2 separate regions of the Homo sapiens genome follow, and region 2 is linked to region 1. A link is an interaction called in ENCODE POLR2A ChIA-PET data of the cell type or tissue named here. Cell type or tissue: PC-9. All regions are shown on one strand. Each heading gives the region's core, and the rest is flanking DNA. Links, peaks and the distances in the headings are about the cores only.

What was found. ChIA-PET counts read pairs that join two places held together with the same protein. Peaks named below come from ENCODE experiments on the same cell type or tissue, not always from the same donor. Only the 100,000 strongest peaks of a DNase experiment are listed, where the experiment ranks them.
Region 2: POLR2A ChIA-PET joins it to region 1 with 8 read pairs; 1 of 35 experiments calls an interaction of 5 or more read pairs at or near these places.

Annotation. Positions count from the first base shown.
Region 1 is chr5:95,693,150-95,704,669 of GRCh38, forward strand. It overlaps a transcript of SPATA9 not described here. Among named protein-coding and RNA genes, the nearest start is that of SPATA9, 16 kb to the left of the region's middle. In PC-9, for the core only: no CTCF peak of the experiment used is centred there; a DNase peak (open chromatin) is centred at 5,322.
Region 2 is chr5:95,771,188-95,779,125 of GRCh38, forward strand. The region is part of intron 8 of RHOBTB3 (Rho related BTB domain containing 3); the gene reads left to right. Among named protein-coding and RNA genes, the nearest start is that of RHOBTB3, 44 kb to the left of the region's middle. In PC-9, for the core only: no CTCF peak of the experiment used is centred there; a DNase peak (open chromatin) is centred at 2,704; H3K27ac peaks cover 1,898 bases.

The sequences.
Region 1 (11,520 bases), core at 2,870-7,869:
TAAACTGGCATGCTTACTTTAAAAAACAATTAGTATCATCAAGTACAACTGAAGATTCCCATAGCTGTGATCACTGCTTCCAAACCTAGAAATATCCCCACCAGCACCAGGAGACCTAGATATGAGAATGTTCACTGCTACAATTGAAATATTAAGAAATTGTAAGCAACCCAAATATTCATCAACTGTAGAATTAATAAATAAAGCATAATATATCCATAATAGCTGCTGTACAGCAATAAAAATGAATGAATTATAATTATATGCAACATAATGAATAAATTTCAGGGATGTAATAATTTTGAATGAGAAAAAGCAAGGTACAGAAAAAAGGCACAAGATTTTATTTATATGAAGCTCAAAAACATTTAAAACTAAACAATATGTTAGAAGTACACACATATGTTGTAAAACTACAAAGAAAACCTTGAAAAACCATTTCTTTCATTAGTAACTTGCTCACATTTTGAGATGAATGTTTGATACCTGCATTCTGCAACACTTGAAAAAGTTAACTATATATAATATTAAATATTCCCCTGATTAAAAAATAGGTCTTATTTTCGCCTTAGAAAATTTTTTGTTATAAATATATTTTAAATTGACATCTTTCTCTTTTTTGGATCTTAACAATCTGTAGTCATCACTGTCTAGCTGAGTATCTCCTGATAGAATCTTCCATGTTGGAAATAGGCAAACTATAATTGAAGCATTTCAAGAAAAGCAAAGTCCAGACCAGGTGGTTCACACCTGTAAATTCCAGAACTTTGGGAGGCCAAGGCAGGAGGATTGCTTGAGCCCAGGATTCTGAGACCAGCCTGGGTAACACAGCGAGACCCCATCTCTTCAAAACATAAAAAAGTAGCCTGGTATAGCGTCACACACCTGTAGTCCTAGCTACTCTGGAGGCTGAGGTGGGAGGAACACTTGAGCCCAGGAGGTCAAGGCTGCAGTGACCCATGCTCACACCACTACACTCCAGCCTGGGAAAGAGAGCAAGACCTAGTCTCAAAAAAAAGGCAAATAAATAAGTATTACATACATTTTAAGTATATATATGTAAGTACATATAAGCTTCATATATTGTTATGATCTTTAGTTAGAAGTCTTAGATTTATCTACTTAGATGGTAACCTCTGCAGAGCATGACTTAAAAGTACAGATTTTGTATTTTAATCCCTTCAGCTATGGTCATAGAGTATATTACTTAATTACCTAGCTACTTAAGCAAATTTCCTTGGTCAAACCAACAATGTTGAAACATAAGGAAAAAGAAAACTGGTCATTTTATGTAAATCTACATAACTATAAAAAAGAAAAGTATCATGTTCATTCAACAGTGCTAAAAATAAAAATGCTAAAGGATGCATCCCACCCTTTCTTTTAAACCCAACATTGCCAGCAAGTTGATGATGATACCTCTTCAGGAGGGAGCCCAGACATGACATAATTCACTATGTGTGAATTTATTTAAATTTTCCATGAAACCAAATTTATTTTCAGCCAATATGAACCAATCATCTTAGAGATTTCTCAATTACTTTGTACAAAAATAATTCTTACATGTGAAGGATTGAAGAATATGCCACTTCAAAATATGCCACTTTGACATAAGAATTATTTTGAACTGAAGTCAATTAAAAAGAAACAGACACAAGAACAGCTCTCTGCCCTCCCCTTTCTACCAGGGAGGGCAGGATAATTCTTATTTGTCCAAGACAACTCTAGATTTAGTCCAGCGATGGCACCAGAGGAAGCTACATAACACACCAATCCAACAAAATCATAATATAATAAAATCACTAATTATTGAAAGCTACTAATCTAAGTATTTAATATATGGAATAGGCATCATTTAAAAAAATTTAAGTGATGTGTTTCCAGATGTTAAAAAATATACAGTACATACAGTATGAAGTCTTTATACCACATCTACTGTATACATGCATGTGACAAAGGCTACTATATTTCAATATGAATTTCTGTATCTCATAGTGCTATTATAAATACTATTTTGTAGGTAAGAGTTTATGGTTATGAATAATAATAAAAGTAAGGCACATATTATCAACTCCTGAATAATGTCCTGCAGCTTTACCATGTCAAGTCAATATTTGTATTTCTAGAGCAGTAGTTCTCAAACTTTTTAGTCTTAAAAACACGTTTGGCCAGGCTCAGTGGCTCACGCCTGTAATCCCAGCACTTTGGGAGGCTGAGGCAGGCAGATCACTTGAGGTCGGGAGTTTGAGACCAGCCTGGCCAACATGGTGAACCCCTATCTCTACTACAAATACAAAAGTTAGCTGGGCGTGGTGGCACGCACCTGCACTCCCAGCTACTTGGGAGGTTGAGGCAGGAGAATCGCTTGGACCCAGGAGGTGGAGGTTGCAGTGAGCTGAGATTGCGCCACTGCACTCCAGCCTGGGCGATAGAGTGAGACCCTGACTCAAAAACAAACAAACAAACAAACACATTTACACTCTTATATATTGTTGAGAACTCCCTAATAGCTTCTGTTTATGTGAGTTATATCTATTTATAATTATCTTATTAGAAACAAACACTGAGAAATATATGAAATATTTGTTAAATCATATGATATGCAGCTTCTTAGATAGCCCAGTGATCCCTGCCTCCTGGTCTTCATGCCCTGGTGTAATCCACTTCCCTTGAGTGTGGCCTGGACTTATTAATTCCCTTGAATACAGCAGAAATGATGGAATGTTACTTCAGATATTAGGTTACAAAAAGGCTGTGGCTTCTGTCTTGCTCGCTCTTTCTCTCTCTGAATCCCCATCTCTCTCTAAGGAAAACCAGCTACCATGTTGAGAGCTGTCCTATGGAAAGATCCATGTGGCAAGGAACCAATGTCTCTGGCCAACAGCAATGAAGACCTGGGTCCTGTCAATAGCCATATAGTGAGCTTAAAAACAGATCCTCACCCAGTGAAGCCTTAAGATGACTGTCACCCCACTGACACTTAATTATAGCTTTGTGAGAGACCCTGAGCCAGAGATACCCAACTAAGCTGCACCTGGACTCCTGACCCACAGAAACAATAAGATAATAAATATCAACTGTTTTAAGCTGCTAAATCTTGTGGTAATTTTTACATAGTAAAATAAAACTAATACAATTCATTTAAAACTAACAATAACATTTTCTATGAAAAATAACTATTTTCTAAAATAAAAAATGTAGTAAGCTGAGTGGTACTGTTTGCATTTTTGCAAATCTCTTCAATGTCTAGTACCATAGAAAACATTTGTTTTCTATATCTGCTTCTGAATTTAAGCTGTTGAAGTACATTGTTTTGGGTGAAATACATAAAGAAAATCCTGCTTCACACAGATATGTAATTGTAAAAGAAAGGAGTATTGTAATAGTTTTTCCAGATAACAGTGGGCATTACTCTTTGATCCTACAGCAGCACTCAACAAATGATGCCTTGGCACGGTGGCTCATGCCTCTAATCCCAGCACTTTGGGAGCTCGAGGCAAGAGGACTGCTTGGGGTCAGGAGTTCGAGACCACCCTGAGCAACATAGCAAGACCCAGTCTTTACAACAAATTAAAAGAATTAATCTGGTGTGCAGGTGGCTGAGATGGGAGCAGCACTGAGTCTAGGAGTCCAAAGTTGCAGTGAACTAAGAGCTAGGATTGCACCACTGCACTCCAAGCCAGGGGACAGAGCAAGACCCTGTCTCCAAGTGAAACAAAACAAAACAAAACGGTAATTTCTTAAAGATTAGGTGCAACCTAAATACCATATCAGTGAACTTTTTATGTTCTGTTACATTAAAATTTATAAATCTATCCTCCACTTTGGCTCATTTACTAATGCATAATTTTATAACATCATGCATTGATTATTTGAATAATATTGGTTCTCTCAATATCTTTGCATAGCAAATTACCCCAACTCAGCAACTTAAAACAATAAACTTTTGTTATCTCACAGTTTCTTTGGGTAAGGAATTTAAGAGTGGCTTAGCTAGGTGGTTCTGGCTTGAAATCATTCAAGAGGTTGCAGTCAAACTGTTGGCTGGGCTATGGTCTTCTTAGGACTCAACTGAGAGATGGTCCAATTCCAAGCTCACTCGTGTGCCTTTTGGCTGCTTCAGAAGATCTACTCCCAAGTTCACTCCCGTGGTTGCTGGGAACCCTCAGTTCCTTACCATGTGGCCTCTCCATAGACTGCTTCAGTATGTCCTCAGCTGGCTTCCCTCTCTCAGGGCCACCTCACAACCTGGCGGATTGTCCCATGGTGAGCAGTTCAAAAGAAACAGGGGTGGCAAGGAGAGACACACAGAGAGAGAGAGACAGAGAGAGAACAAGATAGTCTGCTCAAGATGGGAGCCACAGTCATTTTATAACTAATCTCAGTATGATAGCTCATCACTAGAGACAATCAACTCCACAATCAAGGGGAGGGAAGGTAACCTCCGTCTCTTGTAGGGCGCTGTATTGAAGAATGTGTAGCCACAGCTACAAAACCACCACAAATTGTCAAGCTCATCATTGTGGATGCAAGTTTTCCCGAGTTCTAATTTTTGCTTTAAAGCTCACATTTATCATTGGCAATAAACACTGTCAATTGTTTTCCTTGAAATGACAGACTCGCTTCTTTTACATTCGAGAAAATACCTGCCAAATACCCAGCTCCCTATAACCATAGTTGGGTGTTTTTGTCAGTCATTCTTTCAAGTGAAAATGACATTCCATGAAATGACATTCCATGAAAATGACATTCCATGAAAAAAAAAAAAGCAGCTCACAGCTCAATTACACAAGTACATTTCCTTGAGGCAATCATGTGTTTCAGTAAGCAGCAGAAGTGCCTATGCCTACTACTTCATATTTAATTACATGGAATGTTAAAAATGATGTGTACCCTGGGGTCAATATTTAACATATGTACTCAAGCTTCTTAAGTAAAACTGATTTCTTCTTTTTTCTTTTGGTACATAATAGAGTGCTTGGGACTTTCATTTGGGAAAATCACTGTGGGAAGGAATAAATAAGGCATTGCTTCATGGAAAAAGGTGTGCACTGCGATCAGATGGGAATTACATTGAGATTGGCAGAGAGGAGGAAACGTGGGAGAGGAAAATAAGCAGACAGTGGGGCTGGAATGAAATGAGCATGTTATGGTCTAGACTAAAGAGAGGGAAGGCTAAGTTCACAGCAAGCTGTGGACTTGATGCAAGCATCTGTGAAGGGAGCCAGTCTGAAATTCTCACAGCAGGCTCCATCTGAAGGGGCAGTGTCAGGCAGACTCCTAGACGCTCAGGGACTAGATTGTTATCTGGCCAGAAATGCAGTAGAAGGTTCCCGGAAGGCTTCCAAGAGACAAATAACCTCGGGTTATTTGCCACTCCTAAGGGCACCAATGTCAGTCATAACCATGCAGTTAAGTAAGAGCTTTTCCTATCTTACCTTTTCTCCTTCCCTCTTGCAGCTTTGAAGAGGCCAAAAGCAGAAACCGATGAGGGAGGAGAGCTGAGGAGAGGAAAAGCAGCTGACCAAAGTTCCCTCACTCTTCCACTGTAGACTTCCAAGCCTGGAGCAAAACTCAACGGGGAATGGGAAGAAGTTTTAAATGAAATGAGATTAACATTTGGTTTATTACATCGAACTGGACTCAATTACAAAAATAAAAAGACTACTACTTATTACCTGAGAGCAACAACAAAATTATCATTATTTATTTATTTATTACAGCAAACTCAACTCAATTACTAAAAAAAAGACTATTCATTTACTACCTGAATGCAACAACATAACTATAAAATCTCCCTGAGATTTGAAAGGGGTGGGAGTGGAGCACTATGAGCTGGAACAAATGGAAGGCGCAGGCTTGAAGGTCAGTGGGAGCTTTCAGCATGCACCCTGCTCAGTTCAACTCATTTAATAAAGTGCTTTCAATGCTGCGATTCATTGAGCTTCTATTTTTGCCAGGTTGAGGTTCTGCTGGGTATATTTTAATGAAGGAACAAAATGTATTTATATTTAGGAGAATGGTGTTTCATAATGATTGTAACCAGGCTAACCTGAGTTCATATCCTGGCTCTGCTACTTAAATAATGTGGCACATTTGTAAATCTCTTGGACCGTCGGTTTTCTCATCTATAAAATGGGGATAAATCATGCCTACTTTACAGGGCTATCATAAAGAGTAAATGAGATAATATATGTACAGTAAGTATCACAGTGCCTGGTATACAATCAGCACTCCATAGGTAGCATCAAGAATTATGATCATGCTCTTAGTGTGGTGACCTGGCCAATGGGAAACATTTACCAGGAACTAGTGCACAAAATAGACTGAAGAGGAATCAAGACTAAGAACAGGGAGAAAAATGAGAAACATTTAGCAATATCAACAAAAAATGCTAACACAGTAGCCATAGAAATGAAATAGAAGGGACAAATATAAAGGATATTTGAGAGGAAAATGGACATAAGAGATAACTGCTTAGACATATATGGTAAATAAAAGTGAAGGAAGAGTCCAAGGCAGCTTACATTTTAAAGGCTTAGTTGGATTGGAAAATAGTAGAAATGGGAGAAATACGGAAATTGCCAGAGTGAGCAAGTTTGGTGGGTGAGCATAGTGGGAAGAAATACTGGTTTTGTTTTGCTATATTTTGAATTTAGAAGACTCTGAGAGTTTCAAGTACAAATATCTTATAGTTATTTGAAAAGTTATTCATTCATTCATCTAATATTTCTTGAAAGCCTACTTTGTGTCAGACACCATGCAAAGATCTAGCAAGAGCAATCTAGTAACGAGTTGGAGTTTGAATGGGACATCTGGGCCAGACAGAAAGATCTGGGGACTCCAACATAGAGCTAGCCCCTGAAACCATGGATATTAATTAGTTTTCTATGAAGAGCGTCAAGAAGAAAAAACTTATGAAAATATTAACAGGGAGTCATGAGGAATGATCAAAGGGGTGAAAGCTAAAGCAGTGTCTCATGTTGTAATTATTTTTATATTAAATTCTAACCACCTATAGTTTATAATATTTAATCATGTCAATAAAGCAATTTCATAGTAGCTATCTATATTTTAAAATTTTTATTTTAGATAGTAGTGGGTGCCCATTTGCCCTTCATGCAGTTTCCCCCAATAACTACATTTAAAAAAAATTTTTTTTTTTGTTTAGATGGAGTCTCACTCCATCACCCAGACTGGAGTGCAGTGATGCAATCTCAGCTCATTGCAACCTCCACCTCCCAGGTTCAAGCGATTCTCCTGCCTCAGCCTCCAGAGTAGCTGGGATTACAGGCACGCGCCACCATGGCTGGCTAATTTTTATATTTTTCATAGAGACAGGGTTTCACCACGTCGGTCAGGCTGGTCTTGATCTCCTGACCTCGTGATATGCCCGCCTCAGCCTCCCAAAGCGCTGGGATTACAGACTTGAGCCACCGCGCCTGGCCAAAAATTTTTTTTAGAGATGGGATTTTGCCATGTTGGCCAGGCTGGTCTCAAACTCCTGGCCTCAGCGATCTGCCCACCTCGGCCTCCCAAAGTGCTGGGATTACAGGCATGAGGCACTGTGCCCGGCCCCAATAACTACATCTTATATAACTATAGTACAATATCAAAACCAGGAACTTGACATTGCTATAAACCACTGACTTGATTCGGATTTCACCAGTTTTACATGTACTAGTGTGTGGTATGAGTGTAGTTCTAAGCCATGTTATCACATATATGGATTCATATAATTTTCATCTTTATTTCTTAAAATATTTTCCTTTTTATCACTTCAGTTACTTAGATGAGGTGAAGAATCCACACCACAAGAATTTGAAAAAACAAATTTTGTAGTTTACTGATACTCCCTAATGTTCAAACATTATAGCAAAGGCCACAAAGATTTTTAAAATAGTTAATTAACAAGTAACACATATGTATTTTACAGTACTTTATCTGTAAAATGTGAGTTATCATTTCTGAAGTCCCTTATAACTCTGAAATTCTACAATTCTAGAATTCTAATTCCTAGGTCACTTAACCTCTTGATATAAAGCAGAAAATTGTGGCAACTGCAATAATTCTTTGGAAGCAGGCTCAGTCTCTTACCTTATCAGGACAGTGCCCAGTGGGACACAATTAATCACTGTCTTATTGTAGTAAAAACACTGCTAGCTTGGGAGATTTAACCAGGTTCCCACAGGAATCTGCTTCTCCAAGAGGACTTTGTAAACCTTTGGTAAGGAGAAAATAAACTAATCCATAGTTGCTCTAACAAAAAATCTACCATTTTTTGTAATAAAAATATTTTTTATCATATTGTTTTAATAATATTTTAACTAAAACATCTATACTGGTAGCATACAGTATATTAGTATTGAGCTTCATTCCCACTCACTTAAATCCAAATCTGTAGTATTCTGATCTTGGCTAGACAAAGAGAAAGCATCCTCAGTTTAGGAAGAAAATAATATTAAGCTAGTTGTCAAGAAAATCATTTATATACTAGATCCCCCCAACAGGTCTATAATTTATTTCATGAAAATAGTGAAAGCTTTTGTGCTTAGACAAAATGTTAGAAAATCCCTATAAGTAAGATCAGTGTCAGAACAAATATTTGCATGCTGAGAAAACACCACTTTGTGAAAGTTGCCATGAGATGTAGACTTTGTACAACAGTTACATTTGAGAGCTTGACAGACTTCATATGTTTTACAGATTGATGGCAATACACAGCAATCATAAAGCTACATTTCTAATTCAGTAATGTTCTAGAAAAAAACAGTAACAACAATAGCGGATTACATAATTTGATGATATTCTTTTACTGAACAAAAGTTAATGGAGTATATTTAAATCCTTAAAGGATTGTTCAGTAGCCTTTTCCATTTTAAACTGTACTAGTACTTCCATTTCATGATACCAAAATTCTCTCAAGAGGAAACTTAAGAGCACATAGTACTTGCTTTCAGTCAACAGAGTCAGTAGGGGAAGAAACCAAAAAGCCTTCTCACTAAGAGGAGTAAAACATGACACCATAAAGCCCAGGTGTTAAAAAAAAATTATGGCAAAACCAAAACACACACACACACACACACAATTTTTCATGTTATCTTCAAATTTTTGGTAGAGAACCACAGCACATCCTGGGGCTCAAAAAGTAGTTTGTCCTCATATTTAAAAATACGTATCTGATTTGGAAATATCCATCAAGGGATAGAATTCACATAGAGACCATTTGCAGAGCACTTCCAGGCACAACTCTGGGAGAGAGGCCTGAGTGTCCCCAGTTTACAGAAGCTCAGAGGCATCAAGCGACTTTACTCTACCACTCAGCTGCCCAGGGGCAGAAATAAAATAAGAACCAATTTGTCTAACTCAAAAATTTGCTGCTCTTAGATATATTCTACATTACCATCTAAGAGTCATTCCTGTATCTTTATTTAAATAGTCAGAGGCCAGGCACAGTGGCTCACACCTGTAATCCCAGCACTTTCAGAGGCCAATGCAGGACCACCACTAGAGACCAGAAGTTCCAGACAAGCCTGGGCAACATAGCAATACCCCATCCCTACAAAAAAAAAGTTTTATAAATCAACTGGGCATGGTGGCACACACCTATAGTCCTAGTTACTCTGGAAGTTTAGGAAGGAGGTTTGCTTGAGCCCATGAGTTTGAAGCTGCACTGAGCAATGATTGCACCACTACATTGCAGCCTGGGTGATAGAGCAAGACTCTGCTTCAAAAAAACAAAAATAAAAAAGAAAGAGAGCAAAAACTCTACTGCGGAACATGCAGCACTTCACTCCTATAGTTTGCATTGACTTCATTTATTTCTTTAAAATTTCCTATAAAGTACCATTTGCATTAAATCTGAAGTATTTTTCATTTGACTAAGTCTAACTATATGTTTGAGTATTATTTTCTGTTCTTTTGGTAAAGGAAAGTTTAAGTATAAGCAGGGGAAAACAGTATTTGGAACATATTTAGCAAAGGGCTAAAATCCTCACTTCATATGGAATTTATAAATGAGTACAAAAACATTTGAAATTAGGGAAAATGGCAAAGAACTTATACAGATGATCACAAAGTATTTCTCTGTTTCTTTAACAGATACTTTCTGAATGTCTACCATGCTGTGCTATGTATTAGGGATAGAATGAAAAAGTATTTATTGACTCCATGCTACATTGTTTAAAAAATGGTTTATTTAGGGCCAGGCACAGTGGTTTATGCCTGTAATCCCAGCACTTTTGGAGGCCGAGACAGGTGGATCCCTTGAGGTCATGAGTTCGAGACCAGCCTGGCCAAAATGGTGAAACCTTGTCTACACTAAAAATACAGAAATTAGCTGGGCCTGGTGCCACACGCCAGTAGTCGCAGCTACTTGGGAGGCTGAGGCAGGAAAATTGCTTTAACCTGGGAGGTGGAGGCTGCAGTGGGCCGAGATTGCACCACTGCATTCCAGCCTGGGCAATCAGAGTGAGAGCCCATCTCAAAAAAAAGTAAAAAAAAAAAATTCATTTTTCAAAAATATCTGGAAGGATATATATCATATATTCATAAAAATATATGGAAATGTACATATCAAGTGATTATCAATGGGTGGTTGGATTATTTATTTGAAACAAAATAGTAAACATGTATTTCTTTTGTAATAAAATAGTTTCATAAAAATTAAAAACCTATAGGCATTAAATCATCAATTATTCACATATTGTTCAGAGTTTTGGGTAATTAAAATATATTTCTTTTTTCTTACACATGGAAGATAGACTCCAATAGAAATGGACTTTTTCATTTTATACCACAATCATCCCCTTCCTGTATTCTACATTCAAGACCCAACAGACACACAAACACTGACAAACGTGCATGCAGATACACAAATAGAAGACTGTCTCCCTCACAGTGCATATACACACATACACACACACACACACAAACACACAGTCTCACTTTGATGTAAGTGAAAAAAGAGTCTGGCAGAGATCTGATGGTTTTGACCTTGGAAATAGTTTTCATTATTCTCTACATTTCTCTAGATTTTTCTTTCATTTGCAACCCCTGAATGCAATATTTTTCATGTTTGTGTATTACAAAATGTATAAATTCTTTCATTGGAAAAATAGCTCTCTGTCTGACCCCTCTGTTTGTTTTTGTTCCTAAATAATCTATTCTATTAGCTCTGGGTATTAGACAGTCTAAGGACACGTGGCAGACACATGACTGTAGCAGCTGCTAGTCTAAGGAGATGGCAAATCTTTCTGTGGAATCAAAACAGATTAATATGAAATAGTTGATAGGAGGTAGTAATTTTTTCCACTTAACTTTTATAATTATTTTATTTAGACTCATGTATAGAATGTTACATGTCAATCTATAAAAATAGTTTTAAATAAAATATAGGTCTCCTTTAAATGATTAATAAAATAAAGTATCAATTAAAGAGTTAAAACCAGCCCCATAATATGTTCCTTATAAATATATTGCCTTAAAAATAAATAAATAAATAAATATATTGCCTTAGTC
Region 2 (7,938 bases), core at 15-5,014, 75 kb after region 1:
GAATGAATTGTCAGATACCTTCAGTTAGGCAAGAAAGATCGAAGGAGCTGTTTTCCAGTGAAAATCTGAGTAGAACTTTAGATGGGCAATTACTAAAAGGAAGATATAATCTAATTTAATAGTAGAATTGTGTAGCAGCGAACAATAGTCATTTACTTTTAAAAATATTTCCTCAGAAAGATGCACATTACTTTTAACTTTGGTCATCTGCCAAGACAGGGAAATGGAAACTTTCCAATGTACCTTCCGACAAGCCACGGCCAGCCCTGTGTGCAGTGTGAGCCTGGGACGCTGAAAGTAGGGCAGCAAGAGTGACCTTGAGATACAGAAAAACAACTGGGAAAAAAGCTAACAAGAGGACACAGACTTTATATCATGCTTTCGTCATTTTAGAGAGACCTATAACTGGCTCTAAGCCCCTTATATGATCACACCTTGATTTATTTGTTGCCTAAATAAAGATCCAAAGTGTCTATCTAAAGACAACTTTCATAAATTACTCATTATAGGTAGGACACGCCTAGTCAGGGATAAAGCTCCTGGTGATTACAGAATTCTCTCATTAGCTTCTAGGAGAAAACTGTCTGTTGATGAAGACATTTACTAAAAGTGTTTGGTACGCTCTATCCATACCAGAGAAACACAGGAATAGATAATTTTGTACAATCATCTAAGAAGCTTCTCATTTCAACAGAAAAGACTACATCCATTGTTAAGAAGAAATATGATTGGTAAATTAAAAAATATTTCCACCTTTCTAAAATTAGCTTTTAAAAAAAAAGTCTAGTTTATGGAGATCGAATCAGTTTCTGCATTCTGAAAGAAGGAGAATGATGCCGCTGGAGATGGCTGAATGCTGTCTTCCAGATGACTTCCTGGCACTGGGGTCACCTGTGATTTAGGGTTGATTGGACTCACACTGAGCAGACTCTGCAAGATGGAGATAAGGTGGGGGCAAACCATTCCAGTGACCATTATAACAACCTAGGGCACTGCTTTTCATAACCAGAAAAAGAATTGGTAATCTGAAGGTTATATGGTGAACATATGAGAGTAGTGTCTAGTGGTGTTTGATCCAGGGCCTGGTGAGTTCTGGTAGATGTCTTCCGTCCTATAACATAGTGTTGTATTAACCAGACCAAGCATCTCTGATCTTCCTGGATGTTCTAGCTACTGGTTCCATGGCCAGGGCTGACCAGTCTCTTAACATTTGCACAGTATTTGATACAAATTAGGTACAGCATACTCGATTAGGTATTTACTTCCTAGGTCATGAGTATGTTTTAGACCTTTGTCTGCTCTTTTTTTTTAACCTAGGTCCTCTTGATTGGAGTTTCGGATGTTCCCAAACCCCTCAGTCATCCCCTAAGACTCTGGAATTTTGGGTTATTCTCTAAATGACTAATCTCATTCTTTGTGTGTGTGCTTTAGAAGTTTAACTGTGAGAAGGAAGGCATAATTCCTGGTCGCAGGAGGAAACTTAAAATTTCCACTAATAAAGGATCTATGTTGTTACATTGCTGTGTCTCCTACAGTCCCTAGAACTGTGACTTGCCTTTAATAAATGGCTATTGGTAGTAAGATTAATCATCCTAAACTTGGGAATCCACCACTGAAGCATAAATGTGCTTGAAGAAGACTTTGCCTTGTAATAAACTTGTGAAATGAAAGAGGGTCCATCTCTTTGCCAGCGATGTTCATTTTGCAGCATAGTTTGAGAGCAATCTTTTTCAAGTAAATTGAATATGAATGCCTGGCCCCATCATACATTAATGAATTAGGGGTTGTCTCCCATCCCCACCTTTTCTCTTTTGCTGTGTTATAAAATAGCTACCAAATTTGCTTATAATTTGCATAGGAGGCATTGGTATCAAACATTATGTTAGCATAACTCACTGAAAAGATTTTCGAAGGGAATATGTAGCACATGAAAATATATGTCATATTAAAAAAGAGAGATAAGCAGTGATGTGGTGAATCCTTGCTCCTCCTAATGGCGTGCTTTTCTTCCATGATTCTACCTACTGTAGGCACCTGCTCCCCTTTCACCCTTTATGCAGGGCTGGGGTCAGGAAGGGCTGGCTGGATGTCTGTGCTGATGATGTGCAGCAACTGCTGTGGTGCTCTTCATTGCTTCCCTAGCTCTAAAACCAAGTCTTCTTAGGAGTCAGAAGCAAGGAACAGCAGGAATGGTGGAGGCAGGATCTGGGAGCAGCTTCTCTAAGGCCAGCTATAGGCAAGGCACACCAGCTCCTGAGAGTTGGGGAGGGGAGCTGTAGGCAGCAGCAGCAGTGTCATTTCCTCAGGATGGGCCCCAGTTCCAGCCTTGGCTTTGCGTCTTGACCAGTGTGTCTGTGGGCAAGTCACCTGACATTTCTTGTCTTCAAGTCTCATTTGTGAAGTGAAGAGGGTGACGAACCACACAGATAACAAGAGGTTCTTTTTAGTGTTAAGAGTTATGTAACTAATAGCCATCCCTCTTTGATTCTTCTTGCACTACTTGCAGGGTAGCAGTGAGAAAACTAAGAAGAAATTTTGAGTTAGAAGTTGAGTGAATTCTTGTTCCTTTCATGGCTAAAATATGTGACCACCAGCCCACTGAATGAAATGGAGCGTGTTTGAATTTGCCTCACTGTGGTCACTCTGGAAGCAGGCTCAGCTTACCAGGGCCATTTCTCTGATGTACCTTTGGAATTCTTCCAAAATGTATAGGGAGAAGTAGAAAAACCAGAGGCATTCTGAGTGAGGAAATAAGCAGATGACTCAGCAAATCACCAATCTACTTCATCTCCTTGAATAGCAAATAGTTGAATTTCATGAAGAAACTTTAATTTTTTCTGATTATGAAAGTCATATACAATTGTTTTAACCAAGTGTGCACAGAATGATCACACTTATAGAAAATGTCTGTTTTGTTCATAAGTGAATTAAAAAGGTCAGGAAAGATATATTCCATATTATGAACATTTTTTTTAGAAAATGAAATGGGCATGATGATTAGAAAAATGTTGTAAGTGCTCATTGTAGGACAGTCAGATAATATATAAAGATGCAAAAAATAAAAAATAAAAATCACCCATAATCCTATGCCCTAATAACAATCACAGTTTGATTTTGGCATAATTTCCCTCAAGTCAGTTTTCCTCTGCTTAGAAAAAGGGGTTGGGAAAATAGATACTGTCTACTCAATTGTGTGTCTTTTATTTTTAAACTTATGTCTTAAGCACTTTACACTGGATTAGAATCCCCTTGTTAACATTTTTAATGTCATTATATGGCTATATCCTATTTTCTTACTGTAGGTGTAAATTTAGGTATCTCCTTTATTTTCATTATTAGAAATAACAGCTGCATTGAAGATTTAATGTAAATATCTCACTCTGAAATTAGCATTATGTCCTTGGAATAGATTCCTTGTCAAAGAATAGGAACATCTGTAAGACATCATAAATGCTATGAAATTGTATATGTCCAGAAACATTGTACTAATTTACATTCCCATTGGCAGTGTATGAAAGTGCTTGTTTTCATACAAACAAATCCTTGTCAGCATTAAGTATGCTTATATCTTAATTTTTCTTGCAAATTTGATACAACTGTATGTTTTTAATGTTCTAGTCTAGAATCAAGAAGTTCAGACTGTGAAAATCAAAATCCAAATCTCTTCTGATCCATTGAATCTTTTAGTATTGAGACATTTGTATTACATATATATATATATGATAGCATTGACTCTGGCAGCAACTCTGCTAGAGATTATATATGTAAATCTCAAGTCTTGAAACAGTGTTGTATTTTGGTATTGGTATTCACAGCCCTACTTGCCACATGATGGTAGAGCAGAGATTTGCACTTTAACTCAAAGGCGAGTGTGAGAGTGCTTAAAACACCTGGTTAGTGCACCTAGAAAAATTAGATTGATTTCAGAATGGCACAATCATAACTGTGGCTCTATTTAAAGTCAAATTGCATTCTCTCATGTATCCTATTTTACATTCTTGTCATTATCTGAAAACTTATAAAGGTTAAGTACCCTTAATCTAAAAACCCAAAATCCAAAATGCCCTAAAATCCACGATTTTTTGAGTGCTGATGTGGTGCTCAAAGAAAATGCTTATTGGAGCATTTTGGATTTTGGATTTTTGGATTAGAGTTGCTAAACTATTAAGGAGATTAGAGATCCTAAACTATTAAGAATGTGTGTGTATATATATATGTGTATATATATATATATACACATATATATACTATTAAACATTCTTAATAATATATGTATATACATATCTCTCTCTTTCTCTCAAATATTCCAAAATCTAAAAAAAATGGAAATGTTGAAACATTTCTGGTCCCAAGCATTTCAGATAAGGGCTACTCAACCTGTGCCAGGCATGAAGGTTTGCTTTTTAGATCATGTTAATGCCTCTCAGTGTGACAGCCTTTGGGCTCTATGGTTTTGAATTGTAGCTAAATTATTAACAGACAGCTAAATTTTAATGTCACTCTGAAAAATGAATGTCTAATTTTGGGGGCTGTAAATGGGAATAGCAATTGGAAGTGTGAAAGTACTTCTCACCTTGTCATTGATGTGTAATTTAAATGTTTTACACCAAACCAAAAAAAAAATTGGGAAGGAAAATATTTTTATATTTTAAATTTATGTCAAACTTAAGACAGACCCTCAAAGTAAGGATCAGTAATCAGTCTCAAATCTTAATTATAAACTTTTTTTAAGTTACAGTGAAGTCTTAAGATAAACTTACAATTTTTTTCTATACACTTAAAATATTTATGATGCAAAATACACACTTCAAAAGATTCATAGTTGTGAAATAATTCACATTGGAATGTAACTTTGATATTATCAATACAAATTTATGGGAAGTAATTGGAATAATAATTTAAAAATTAGATGATTATCTATCTAAATGTAATGTTTTGGCTGGGCATGGTGACTCATGGCTGTAATCCCAGCACTTTTGGAGGCCAAGTTGGGTGGATCACCTGAGGTCGGGAGTTCCAGACCAGCCTGGCCAACATGGTGAAACCCCATCCCTATTAAAAATACAAAAATCAGCCAGGCAAGGTGGCAGACGCCTATAATCCCAGCTACTCGGAAGGCTGAGGCACAAGAATCACTTGAACCCAGGAAGCAGAGGAAGCTGTGAGCTAAGATCATACCACTTTACTCTAGCCGGAAGACAGAGTGAGACTCTGTCTCAAAGAAAAATAAAAATAAAAAATAAAAAAATAAATTTAAAAAATGTAATTTATTTTATAATTATATTTTGTAATTATTTCACGCAATAATAATAAATTTGAAGTGACATGTAATAAGTCTTTGGCTTCTTTACTCCAGTTTTGAGCGTGAATATTAACCTCATGAGCGGTTTAAGGAAAACTAAATGAGAATGGAATCTATGGAACAATTTAGACCAGAACTGATATACTGAGGCACCTTGATGAGGTGGTAGTGCCATGGGTCAGAAAGGCCTGGTTAAGATCTTTGCTTGGATGCATACTTACTATGTAGGTTTGGCTATGTTACTTTACATTTCTGGTTCTTTTGGTTTTTTGCCTATAAAATAGGGATACTAATTCCGACTTTGTGATGTGGTCACGGGGGTTGAGATAGTGCATACAAAGGACTAGCAGAGGCTTCACCTGCAGACTCCACTCCTCTTCACCTGCAGTGGCAGCTAGTACTGGTGGATCGCTGTACTTTTTCCTGCTGAACCCACGTTCGCAGTCAATCTTTCCTTTAAAGTGTCCCAGGCCTTCCCCCAAAACTGGCTGGAATTAGCCTAGGATAGAAAATGGGATACCATCCCCTGTAATAGGTGATCCTCAAATATATATATTTTCTCTACCACTCCCAATTTGTTGTTTTGGCGTGTAAAAAAAAATTACTATAGCAGTTCTAAAGTCAGTCTTGGTAAATATTTAGAGAGGTACGGATGTCCTTTTGATATGAGTCTGTCACATGAAGAGTTCTTTAGAAAATTACATTCCCTTCTGGTTTACTTAGCTAGTACATATTTTGGATCTCTCTTGAGCTAGGTAGGTATCCTTTTTTAGGAATGAAACCAAAAACAGTTCTAAAAATTTCACTTTTGAAACCTGGAAAATAGTATGAAGAAAGTGTGACAAATGTATTTTATTTTAGTAAACAGTCAAAGATTCTTGATAATCTATGTAAAGTGACTAGAAAACTTGGGCTTTTCATTTTTGTTTCACTCTTGTAGTTCTTTTCCTTAGAAAAAAATTCTTAAAATTGTAACATCAAATGAATACTACAAAGAAAAGATAGTTTGGCCTTGACAGTTTCAAGGAACATGATTATCTTTTAACTAGAAAATGCTATCTTCCATTTCCTTAAGTAATTTCTTTACCTGTATCCTATTGCCAGTTAGTACGTAAACCATAAACCGCATTATGTTCCTTCAGCATATTTTTATATACAGTGTTGAAAGATCTAACCATACTAAGGTATTGTATTACAGTTTCACAACAGAACAATTTATAACATCAAAACAGTAGTTTAAAGAGGTGAAAAACTGAAGTTGATGTTTTCTTAACAGGAAGCGTAATGGTTTTCCAAACTAAATTCCAACCTTGAAATAGGCTTAAAAATGCTTTAAGGTACAGTTGGCTGGGTGCAGTGGCTCACGCCTGTAATGCCGGCACTTTGAGAGGCTGAGGTGGGAGCATCACGTGAAGCCAGGAGTTCAAGACCAGCCTGGCCAACACAGCAAAACCCTGTCCCTAGTAAAAATACCAAAAAAGTTAGCCAGGCATGGTAGCGCATGCCTCTAATCTCAGCTACTCGGGAGGCTGAGGCACGAGAATCATTTGAACCTGGGAGGCGGAGGTTGTGGTGAGTGAGACTGTGCTACCGTACTCCAGCCTGGACGACAAAGCAAGACTCTATCTCAAAAAAAAAAAAAAGTACAGTTGTTCCTTAATGTCCATAGGAGATTGGTTCCAAGGACCTCCTGCAGATACCCAGATCCGCTACGCTCAAGTTCGTGATATTAAATGGCTTAGTATTTGCATGTAACCTATGAGTATCCTCCTGCATACTGAAAATCATCTCTAGATTACTTACAATACCTAATACAATGTAAATGTTATATAAATAGTTGTTATACTGTATTGTTTAGGGAATAATGACAATTTTTTAAAAACTTTGTATATGTTCAATACAGTTGCAGGGTTTTTTTTTTTTTCTGAATATTTTCCACTCTCTGTTGGTTCGATCTGTGGATGTGGAACCCATGGATTCGGAGAGCTAACTGTACTGAGTGTTTTGTTGCTGGGTTTTGCAACTCTGTTATAACCACATTATCAACAATTTCTGTTAAAATTTCAAGGTTACTTATCAAATTCTACCCCCATCAACTATCTACTTGGTATTTTTTGGTAGATCTTAAATCCCTGTGCTTAACCCAAGTGATAGATCATCCAGTTTATTTAAGTCATGCTTCTAATTTTTAAAAATATAGTGCCCTATTTATCTTTAACATTTTAAAACCTTACAATTACAAGTCAAATGGCATGACCTGTTTGTATTCTTTATTAACTGCTGTATACAAATACAGCCAGCTTGCTTTAATTATGGAAACTGGTCCTTCCCGGTGGAGGGACACTGTCCCAGTGAGGCGAGGAGGGGAGTGTGCCTGCCAGGAGGTGAGTGTTGACTGGGTGGGAGGGCTTCCCAAGTTACTTCCCTGCTCCTCAGGTAGGTGTGGCTGTGCAAATGGCAGTGCCGAGCAGTAGGCTCAGAGCTGGCAGTGCCAGGTGTTGCCTATAGATCCTGAGTGATTATTGGCTTTGGAAAAAGCCACTGGGCTTAGATGTAACTCTTTTCTTCTTTCCTGAGACAGGAGATGTTGTGCTTGGATTTAAAAGGGATGAAGAACCCAATAATTGTAAATGCTT